Regions from separate parts of the Homo sapiens genome. Here region 1 is linked to region 2. A link is an interaction called in ENCODE POLR2A ChIA-PET data of the cell type or tissue named here. Cell type or tissue: MCF 10A. All regions are shown on one strand. Links, peaks and the distances in the headings refer to the core of each region. The heading gives the core; the rest is flanking DNA.

What was found. Peaks named below come from ENCODE experiments on the same cell type or tissue, not always from the same donor. Only the 100,000 strongest peaks of a DNase experiment are listed, where the experiment ranks them.
Region 1: POLR2A ChIA-PET joins it to region 2 with 5 read pairs; 3 of 35 experiments call an interaction of 5 or more read pairs at or near these places.

What each region holds. Positions count from the first base shown.
Region 1 is chr3:78,733,985-78,739,654 of GRCh38, forward strand. All of the region lies in intron 5 of ROBO1 (roundabout guidance receptor 1), which reads right to left. Among named protein-coding and RNA genes, the nearest start is that of LINC02077, 690 kb to the left of the region's middle. In MCF 10A, for the core only: no CTCF peak of the experiment used is centred there; DNase peaks (open chromatin) are centred at 3,077 and 4,197.
Region 2 is chr3:78,790,716-78,796,385 of GRCh38, forward strand. All of the region lies in intron 4 of ROBO1 (roundabout guidance receptor 1), which reads right to left. Among named protein-coding and RNA genes, the nearest start is that of MIR3923, 710 kb to the right of the region's middle. In MCF 10A, for the core only: no CTCF peak of the experiment used is centred there; no DNase peak of the experiment used is centred there.

The DNA of each region.
Region 1 (5,670 bases), core at 325-5,324, 57 kb before region 2:
TTGTATCATTTTAATACAGCACTTCTGCTTAATATACTGTATTATTTTGAATTATGAAGTACAACTTTCTTTTTGGCTGATTACTCCAATTTCTGAGACACTTTCTGCTTTCTGGAAGGTCTATTTTGACTAATAGATCATGGATGCTAACTAGCAGCATGCAACCATATCAGGTTTCATCTCAGTGATTTTCAAGAGTTGGCGGAATTCCATGTGGAAGGCAGCATAGGCATACTTGGTGAGGCAGTCCTCTATGTCATCTAATGTTACTTTGACTGAAACTAACATGTGAGTGGAACTAACTTTTGGAAAAGTATGCAAAACTGTTTTGGGTCTGAGTGTGGTGACTCATGCCTATAATCCCAGCCCTACAGAAGACCAACCTTGGCAACATGGTGAGACCCCACCGCCACAAAAAAAAAAAAAAAATAGCTGGATATGGTTGCACATACTGTAGTCCCAGCTACTCACATGGCTGAAGTGGGATGATCACCTGAGCCCAGGAGATTGAGGCTGCAGTGAGCCATGTTCACACCACAGCACTCCAGCCTGGACGACAGAGAGATACCCTGTCTCAAACAAACAAATAAAACCAAAAGACTTGTTTTTTGGGAAATCCATTTGGGGGAAAAAAAAAAAAAAACCTCCAGAATCATCTCAGGAGATTTAAGAGAATACTAACAAACAGTTTGCAACAGTCAAAGTAGGATAGCATGTCAACATGGCATGATATCAAAACTGAGGACTTTAATTCATATATAAGTTCATTATAGTACTTAGATGAAACTTGAAAATATATAGTATATTGTTTCCCAAAAGCACCAGAGATTATTTGTTGAACTAGAAAATATTTTGTCTGGCAATCTTTGGTCTCTACTACCTTACCTCTGCATCTAAACACACTGCACCCCGACTATGGTCCTGGAGTCAGTTTACGTAAAGATATAAGCACTTTATAAGGAATTAAAATTATGTCTCAAAGGACCTGGACAAAAATGGGCATGCAGATTATACATTATAAAGCCCATAAAGGTATATATCTTACACATTGAGACTTATATATTGATGTAAACCTATACATTGATCAAAACAGGATATACTACAGTTTTACAAGTGTTTGGTTTTTTGATCCACGAAATATCTCATTCAAAAGGTTTGCTTTAATTTCTGAAGTTAAATATCTTTCACCTCTCCAAGTTATTAAATTCAGTGTAGAATGAACATGAACTGAAAATCAAGACAGGAGAACTTAAAATAACGCTTTATAATGAGGCTGTTATCAACAGTCCTCAAAATACTTTTGACTACTGTGGTTTGATTCTCATAAGGATCCTAATAAACAGGCAAAGAAGATATCATTATCTGAATATTTTCAACAATTGACCAGACTTGACCAAGGTCTGGTTGTTAGGGCAGTTTCAAAAATGTGCTTTGGACATAACAGACCTTTCCCAAGATGGTCATAGATTAAGCTTAACTTACTATTTAAATTGCTGCAATTTATTTTCTTTTTTGAATGAGATTGTGTGACAACCTCCAATATTCAGTCATTTAAGATGAATTTCTATATGTTCGTAATAACATGCAGAATGTACAAAATAATTAAATCAACATAAGGCCATCCCCATACCTAACGGATAAATAAGCAGGGAAATTTATTAAACCCTATATATTTAAAATACTATTTTCAATGCTGTTACCAAGATAGGAAATACTAAATTTAGAACACAAAACAAATGGAAAAATTATATGAAATAAATCCATGAAAACCCTTTGTTGTTGAGTTTTTTGTTAAGATATATCGTAATCAAATTTAAGTGTCATTTTAGATGGGTTGATCAGATCTAGTCTGTCAGGGGAAAAATCCCAGGAAGAACTCTTACGATGGGAGACTCCACACTAATCCATTATGTGACTCAGCGTAAACCAACGGGCTTGGCATCTATTTCTCCCTGAAAACGAAGGACCTTGCCTATTCACAATCTCTCAACTCAGCTCCATCTCTAAGATTCTATATCAGTATGTCACACTTATAGCAATGTATTTACTCACATAATTAACTTGTGTAGTATCTCCTATTTTTAAGCCAAAAAAAATCATGTTTTAGAAAAAAGAAATGGTGTGGATGATACTCTCTTCCCATTTTGTCGGAGAGTAAGATAAGAAATACGTAATTGTATGTGGAAATAAAATTAACAAAATCATATATATTCAAATTAGCAACTTTTCATTCCTGAGTACCCTAAAAGACTAAATTTCTGACTTATATTTCATTCATTTAACACTTTTTCGAACACATGAGCTTCGAACATAAGACAGACATGAGGAATACAGGTGGACTTTCATATGTTTTATGTGTATTAGATAAGTAATATATAAATCATAATTTAGAATAGATTATAAGAGAAGTACTTGGTAAAAGGAAAACAAACAGATAACAGGAAGAAGAAATCTAGTGTGGGTATTTGGGTGGGATTTTGCTGATGGCTCCTCTGAGGAAGTTGTCTTTGAGATCTGAAAAATGAGTGTGTTAGACAAAGTGGGTAGAAGAACAGAACATTACAGATAGAAAACCACATGCCAAGACTCTCATATATCGGTATACCAAGCTGTTGGCATGCAAGCTTTCAAATGCACATGTAACATATGAATAGTGAAAAGACAGAGCAAGAACCCAATGCTCACTGAAATTATCTTTTTAATTGTATTGTCATCTAAACTAATTTGTGTGCCAGAACTGAGAATGCTTTAGTTTACTGCAATCCTTTCAAAAGAGTGCTTGGACTTCACAGGTAGGTGTAAAATGCTTGGCTTTCTTTTTTCTAGTTTCAGGGTCCAAACATGATAAGTGTATGTGTAATTATTTAAATAAAATTGCAAGTGTGTGGAAAGTTTCAGGATGTTCCTTGAGAAGAGAAACCAGCCTTTCTTAACCAGTACTTTGCATCTGAATCACATAATTTCTCAATTCCCCTAAGGATAATACGTAACTAGAACTGTTCTCGATGCATGGGAAAGAAGTTGATTCATTACACATGGTGGGTACCTTTAGGGCATTAGGACAGAATTCTCCTGTGGAATAACCAGTTGATGATAGCATTGCCCAATAAAGGTACACATAGAACTTGAATCAGTTTCTTAATTTCAGTGTTAGTCTAAACACTTTACTTACTCATAATGTTCACCCAAAATACCCCTAGTGATTCTGTGGCAACTGAAAATTCTCACAGTGGTGAATCAGATATAGATAGAAGTACAGGCAGAGGAGATAGAAAGCTGGATCTTCGTTCACATACATTTATATCATCTTCTTGCTTCTTGAAGAAAATTGGAATTGTTATGGCATGAGTAGTTTTGGATTTTCCTTTTCCATCAAGATTTAGATGACTAAATATATTCAGAGTTCAAATAGGTATACTAACAACAATAATAAAGAGAACACCATTACTAATAGGTATTAAGTGTGTCACCATTTACAATGACATTTAACATGCATTTTCTCGCTGAATTCCCTCAACGACACACTGAACTAATCTAGGTATGATTAGACAATTCATTTCACAGATGGAAACAATGAAATGTATAGAGATCAAATGTCTTCCATAAGATCAGGCATTTAATAGGTGTTGAAACCTGAAATTATAATGTGGTCTTATAATGCCCAAGCCTATGCTTTGTTCTACTAATCCCCAGTGTTTCAATTATTAAATATAAAAATTAAGATAGACAGGAAAAATTATTTTTAAGTCATTTATTCAATCCAATGACTGGTACAATAAAGTTGTGTTGACTTACCATATTTAAATCCCAAATAGAAAATTTATTTTGGAAAATAAATAGAATACATAATATGCATTGACACTTTATGTAAGATGAACCCCAAAAAAATCTATTTCAGGTTTACTACTCAGGTTTCCTTTGACCTTCACACAACAGAGCTATGTATTTATTTTGCAGAAACAGAAATTTAACTTCTTAGGGAAAAGGGGCTTTATGACATCAGCTGTATTAAGTATGTTAATTTCCTCTAGGGGAGAGGAGGGGAAGAGGAAGCAAAAGACATTGAACAATGAAAGAAATTGGAAGAGCAGACGAAAGCACTAATCGAAGGAAGGGAGGAGAAGCAGATGGCGTAGGAAGGAGACATGTGGGAATTGGGAGGAAAGGAAGCAATTGGCAAGGAGTGGGCTGAATGCCAAATTTGTGAAGGATCTGAAGGGCACTGGGGATTTGGATGGGATGTGAGTCAGCTGCTTTTTACCAAAATATCACACCAACAATGGAAATCAAAGAAACCTACAAAGACACACAGGAAGCAGAAAAGGACTAGGAAAAGACCTGATGACATACTCCATTCTAATAATTTTACCTCGTCAGCATGGGAATGGGAAGCGTTAAATAGTTATTTTTGGTTTATTGGTTTTGTTTTGTTTTTTACTGCATAACTAAATTGTTCTCCTATCTTCATTATGGATTTTCAAAACTTTAACTTGCTTTTGAAAGAAATGATACAGATAAAACCCTTCTATATATTTTAGCTATTTTTTACTTACCTTATATAAATGTGATTTGTTATTCACTATCACTCATACACAAAACAATTCGTTTAAACCATCTAGGATTACAGTGACCAACTGTCCCCATTTTCCCAGACCTGAGAGATTTCCTGGGAATAGAATTCTCATTTCTAACACCAGGACCATCCTGGGCAAACCAGAATGGTTGGTTTTCCTAGGTAAGGTAAAAATCTTAAGAAAAAACTACTAAATATACTTGTTCATTATGCTAAAGCATACTGATGCTGTAAATTTTTTTTCTACCTTTTGCAAAGAAGAATGGATAAAATCTTAATTCAGCTATGCAATAAGTAGATGAAATGAAAAAAATAGTTACTGATTGGATAACAGCTTTGATGAAAATAAATATCTTACAAACAAATTCTTTCCCCATCATCTAAATTATTTTTTCAATCAAGTAAAAACAGTTGTAGACATAGAGAATATTTGTGGCATGCTACTGTAAGGACAGTAGGAAGAAGAATAAACAACTCAGCATAACTTATCTCAAGGAATAATATAAGTCATTCAAAAATGCTTAAGTCACAAAGGCTCATATCAGCTCAGAATTTGAAGCATGAAAAGATGAGTGTCTTTTAAGCTCTTCTTCTTAATAAAATGAAATAATTCGGGATAAATGATCGACAAAGGTTATCATGAAGAAAATATTTTTGAAATTTCAGAATTGAGTCTAGGCAGAGCTTAATATTTATACTGTGTTGCTAATGTGTTAGTTTTTACTGTATTTTATTATATCTATACAAAATTCCCCAGTCACTACATTAATAATATTTTACTTAACTCAATTTTTCATTTGTTATATAATATCTCATAATTGCTTACTTTTTTCAACAATAACTTTTGAAATGTGTGCAGCTAATGATATTAGAACCTGGCTAACTCACAATTTGGACTGATAACTACAAAGCATATTCAGTTGAATAACTTACTGATTTATAATATCCTTTTCAACATAAATCCTTCTTTTCCTAAGTGGCAAATGATGACAGTTAATTGTTTTCTTTAGATAACCTCTACTATCTTTTTAGGTAAGACTTCTAGTCTTCAGAATAAATAATTTTAGGTTGTCTGAGCTATAATATTTGGCCAAATT
Region 2 (5,670 bases), core at 384-5,383:
AGCTCCAAGACTTGTCCATTCTCCAAGTCAGCCATGTCCTTTAGGACCCAAGTTCCTTCATATTTCCACTGTCCAATATTCACATTTTGCATTTGATTCCCTTTTATGGTTGACAGACAGCTGCTGTAATTCTAGGTCACATATGTAGACCTAATTCCAAGGGATGGGGCAGGGAAGGAAAATGCCATTTAACCTTATAAAGTAGTCCCCCCATCAGACTTGTCTTCATATTTCATTGCAAGGAAGGGGTCAAGCATCACTTTTGAAACCAGTTATTGTTAAGGAAATAGGATAACACAAATAGGGATTTACCCTAGAGCTAGCGAGAGGATGGATCTTCCCTCAGTCTCGTGGAGGAGACACAGAAAGACCAGATCAAACCTGAGGCCCTGCCAGTGAGAACAAAGAGAATTCCTGGCAGACAGACAACCAGAAGTGTCTACTTCTCTACTTTTTTGGCAATATTCATTTTCCTATTGCCATGCTTGCTTCCTACGTGTTGTTGTCATAGGTACACTATAGGGTTAGGAGAGAATCAGAAGTATTATAATTTTCATGGTTTCTAAGATCCTCCTCTCTCCTATAGATTAAAATAGGAATTCATGCCAATTTGCTAAATTGTCTAATAAAAAGAGCAGTAAGGCACGGCAAAAAATGTCCTTTGCTTCAAATAAAACAACAAAATCTTCTCTCTCATAATTTAAGCTGTGATACTGACACTTCTGCCCTTGGGAAAGCCACCAAGTTTAAAAACCAATATGCAGAGAATGGATATATCCTGAATCTAATAAAGTTCAAGCTTTAAAAACCTTCGCTGAGACAGGCTTCGTCGATACCCTCTGATTATGCATTCTGGTATTACATTATTTCTTAAAAAGAGACTGAAATTTTTATGAGCTTCAGACTCCTAAAAATTCGTATCTGCGTCTGCTGATACATCAACCTTTACTGTCTGTGTGCTATTGAGCTTGTCACTTACCTCTCTATACATCCATTTCTTTATCCTAAAAATTGGTTTAATAGAAGGAGCCCTACCTTTCTTGCACAACTGTGATAAGGATCAGAAATGCATGCATAAAAGTGCTACGTAGCAATGTTCCGTGTAATTATGATAATCATCGATATCCAGTGTTCTCTTGTGGCTGCTATTTTCCAGTGAGAGGCTGCTGTTGCATCTGCTCCTGCCAGTTTGTCTCCAGGATATGACAAGAGCTAAGCTCAAAATGAGCTGAGCCATCCCTGATTGCTGTCCAGAATACTCATTCAGCTGCAGGTGTTTTCCAGCCATCCACTGTGATGTTACATTGCTTCAGGCTGTGCTACAGGGGACCCTCATAGGGTTTCATCTGCCTGGCATGTGCTCCACTCCTTTCTAACCCTGGGGAGTTGACTTTCATGTAGGATGGTTTCAACTTCTCAGGATGGCATGAGTCCTGGGACCTCATTGTGGGGAACTATGCCCTACCATCTGGTGTGAAGCGTGGTACTAAAAGATGCTGATAGAATTTGTCTTATAATTGAATGTGGTGATGGTAGGTGTCATTTCTATAAACAAGACCAGACAGCACAATAGCTTTGTAGACTTTAATTTTGATCTGGAATGTGCTTCTTTGTTTTCATCATCCTGTCATTCTTGCAACTGTTATGAGTTTTAAAACATGATTTATTACTTTACCTACTAATGTGCCATTATTAGATAGTGAGCTGCTGAAGTAGCAGAATTGGGTAACAAGCAATTTCACAAGTAATTATGCAGTCAGGGGTTGAGTGCTGCAAGAATTGGATGGACAATAGCAAGTAGAAAGCTATCAAGGGGTACAGGAATGAGCAGCCTGTGTTTCAATAAAAAGGATTATATCTGTCTTGACCATTGCCACAGCATTGATGAAAATCACGTACTCCATCCAGGACAAATCCCACAGTCGCCTCACTTTCCTTCTCTCAACATTTTATATCAATTAAAACAAATTTAAATTAATAGTTATAATGACTGCTATCTATTGAGCATTTATAATATCCTCTTGTATATTTTCATATTTAATCCTTATAATCACATTATAAAATAAGTAATAAATCAACTTTCTATATTGGAAACAGTCTTTACCTAGACACAGTGGCTCATGCCTGTAATCACAGCACTTTGGAAGGCGAAGGTGGGAGGATCACTTGTGCTCAGGAGTTTGAGACCAGCCTGGGCAACAGAGTAGAACCTCCTCTCTACTAAAAATAAAATCAAATAAATCCAGGCATTGTGGCAAGTGCCTGTAGTCCCAGTGGTCCCAAGTAGTCCCAGCTACTTGGCAGGCTGAGGCAGGAGGGTCACTTGAGCTGAGAGAGGGAGGTAGCAGTGAGCAGTGATCTTGCCACTGTACTCCAGCCTGGGTGACAGAGTGAGACAACAACAACAACAAAACAAAACCAAAAAAAAAAAAAGAAAGAAAGAAAGAGAAAGGGAAAGGAAAGGAACAGAGTCTTAAATTTGCTAAGTTAACATCAATTAGAACTAATAATTCATGGAGTTGTAATACAAATACGAGTTCATTAAATCTCAAAAACTTCATTTTAATTCCTTGTTTTTAACAAAGAATGCATAGCAGAATCTCCTGCAGAATTAAAAGATAGCGATATCTGTCAAATTCACTAATTTGGCCTTAGAATTTGGTTCCTTCATTTTAAAATTATTCTCTGAGTAATTCTGATAAACACTTTTAATTGGAACCTTCTGATTATACTTAGCCTTACAAGAATAATCATAAAATGCCACCTAAGTGATGACAAGTAGGAGAAAATAAATGTGCTAAATGTGGGTCTAATTGCAGGTACATGATCCAACAATTTTGCTTTCCTGTTAAAATATGGCAGATCAAGGTTCTTCCCTCTGCCCTGAGTGACAAATAAGCCATCAATAGCAATTGTGTTAATGACTGAACCCTAGGGTACGGACATCAAATAGAGTCTAACACACAAATGCTAAAGATATGCTAAATTTTAGATTGGGAGGTAGAGGAGAAGTAGAAACTGAAAATAATAAGATATTTAGTTTTTTTTTTTAATTTTGAGATAGTTTTGGCCATATGAATGTGTCAACTGATATTCAGATATAAAATATTATTTTTCCTAAACACAGGCAATTTTCTATGACCGAAAAGACTAAATCATTGAAATGTATTTTTCTTCAAAGAAGCACTGAATTATTTTAAAATATTTAAATTTAAAGTATATTGACTGTAGAATTGTTTTTAACTAGATCCTCATCTAAAAAAATGAGAATCATGTTAATTAACTTTGTGACTTTTAAAAAGTTAAGATTTGGTCAAATCATTTCATATCATCAAAGACCTACACTTTATTTTTAATCGTAAATTCACAAAAACACAGCAAATAAAAATACAATGGGAGGTCATATGGTACACTGGCTAAGAGCATGGATTTTGAAATCCTACTGTCTGGGCTGGATCCTGGCTCTTATCTGAGCTAGCTGTGTTACCCTGGGTAGGTCACTTAGCCTCTCTTTATCTCAATATCCCTATCAATATAATGGACACAATAATCATAATGCTTACTTCATTGGATTACTATGAGAATCACATAAAATTAAAATATGTAAAATAGAACAGAGCTCAATGCATAGTAACACTATATAAATGTTTACTATAACTACTGTTGTCTTATTTTAAATTTTTAAAACTTCAATTTCTAATAGTGGTGTATGGGACCTTGGAGTTGGAAGGGGGCCCTTATTTTACAAGCAAGAAAAGAAAAGCCTAGGTGACTTTCTAAGGCAAGTTACAAGGCATACTAACAACCAGGATGTAGAGTGTTGAATGGAGCACAACAGCTGTTCTGTGGCTATGACAGTCTTTATTTATTTATTTATTTTGAGGCAGGACCTCACTTTGTCACCCAGACTGGAGTGCATTGGTGTGATCTCAGCTCACTGCAGCCCTGCAGCCTCAACTTCCTGGATTCTCCCACCTCAGCCATGTGCTACCGAGTAGCTAGGACTGCAGGCATGTACCATCATGCCTGGCTAATTTTTGTATTTTAATAAAGACAGAGTTTTGCCATATTGCCCAGGCTGGTCTCAAGCTCCTGGGCTCAAGCAATCTGCCTGCCTCAGCCTCCCAAAATGCTGGGATTACATGTGTGAACCACCGTACCTAGCCGCAATTGACAGTCTTTACCAGTAATTGCATTCTGGGAGTTTTAAAACAAAGTAACTCCAAATGATTCATTTCAAATAATTTCAGAAATGTATCTTATAAGCAGCCTAGTACTTGTAATTACATTTAACAGAAAATAATTCATACTAAAAATGATTTAACTGAAATTATGTCATGTGTTCAAGTTATTGATATATCACTGATATTTTCCTTGCAGAAAAAAAAATTTGGCCTGTAAAAAGATAGCATTCCCTTCCAATACCTACCCTAGATAATACTGTACTGATCTAACCTTATTCTCCAACTACAAAGTTGATCAATTACACAAGAAAACAATGAAACATAATAAAAGTCAGAGCACCAACTCATACCCCAGGCATCCATTTAATTATCTCCATTAGTAAATATGAAGCTATTTCTCAAAGGAGATAATGGATTCTTGCTTAATACAATCTCAAGAAACAAAATTACGGCCTCCCCCTCCCATAACAGAAAATGTGTAACACCCTGGTTTATATTTCTTGATAAAAAACTTTTTAAAACTTCATACCCTTAAGGGACAGCTTTGCATACAGGAACAACACTAAGAAAGGGAACCAGATGCCATCTTTATTGAGATCTCAAAGAACAGCATCCTATGGGAAGACAGAAGAAAATGCCAAGGTCGCTTCCTTCAGGTAATGCAACACTTTCTTGTGAGAGGCACAACGGTAAACATGAAGATGATTGATAACTTCTTTTAAGACATATAAAAGGGAGTTATAACACAGAAGTACAATCCTGAACCAAAAAAGAAGAAAAGCCAATTTATAGCTACGGAGGCATGTTTAAAAGTGCTACACAGAAAATTTCTTTGAGTCTATGTTTTTGCAAATGGGAGAGGATTTTCAAGTCAGCTCATGTGGAAGATACACTTCATTGCCAAAGGGAATAGTGGGACAGGCACCAGGAAATACCCTAAGGAACTGGGAAGGAGATACATGGTCCCAGAGCAGAACTTTGACCCTACTGAAAAGGAAGGAAAAGGCATTCCTGACGAGCAACCTCCTTTAATGCTTTAATGGAGCCAAGTTTAACCTGAATTTCAAATTCTTGAGATAGACTTTAACACAACAGACTGTCTAGGTTTGAATCCCAGTTCTGCCACTTTTTAGCAAAGTGATCTGGAGCAGGTTACACTACCTCCCTCCATCTTATGATTATTATTATCCACATTTGGTATGAAATGTGGATAATAATAATAGTAGCTACCTCACATGGTACTCATAAAGATTAAATAAAGTAATTTAGGTACAGTGAGATAAGGCTTGCCTTCCAGCAGATATTCAATATGTGTTGGCCATTATTATTATTTCTCTAATCATTAGAGAAAAGAATAACAAATAATAAGAAATATCTGCCTACAGTTAAAGAGACATTTCCTTTAGTCACCTCTGGCTAAAAAAAAAATTAAATAAAAAAGACTAATGAAAGCCTGAAATTCAATACCAGAACCGCATGCAGTACT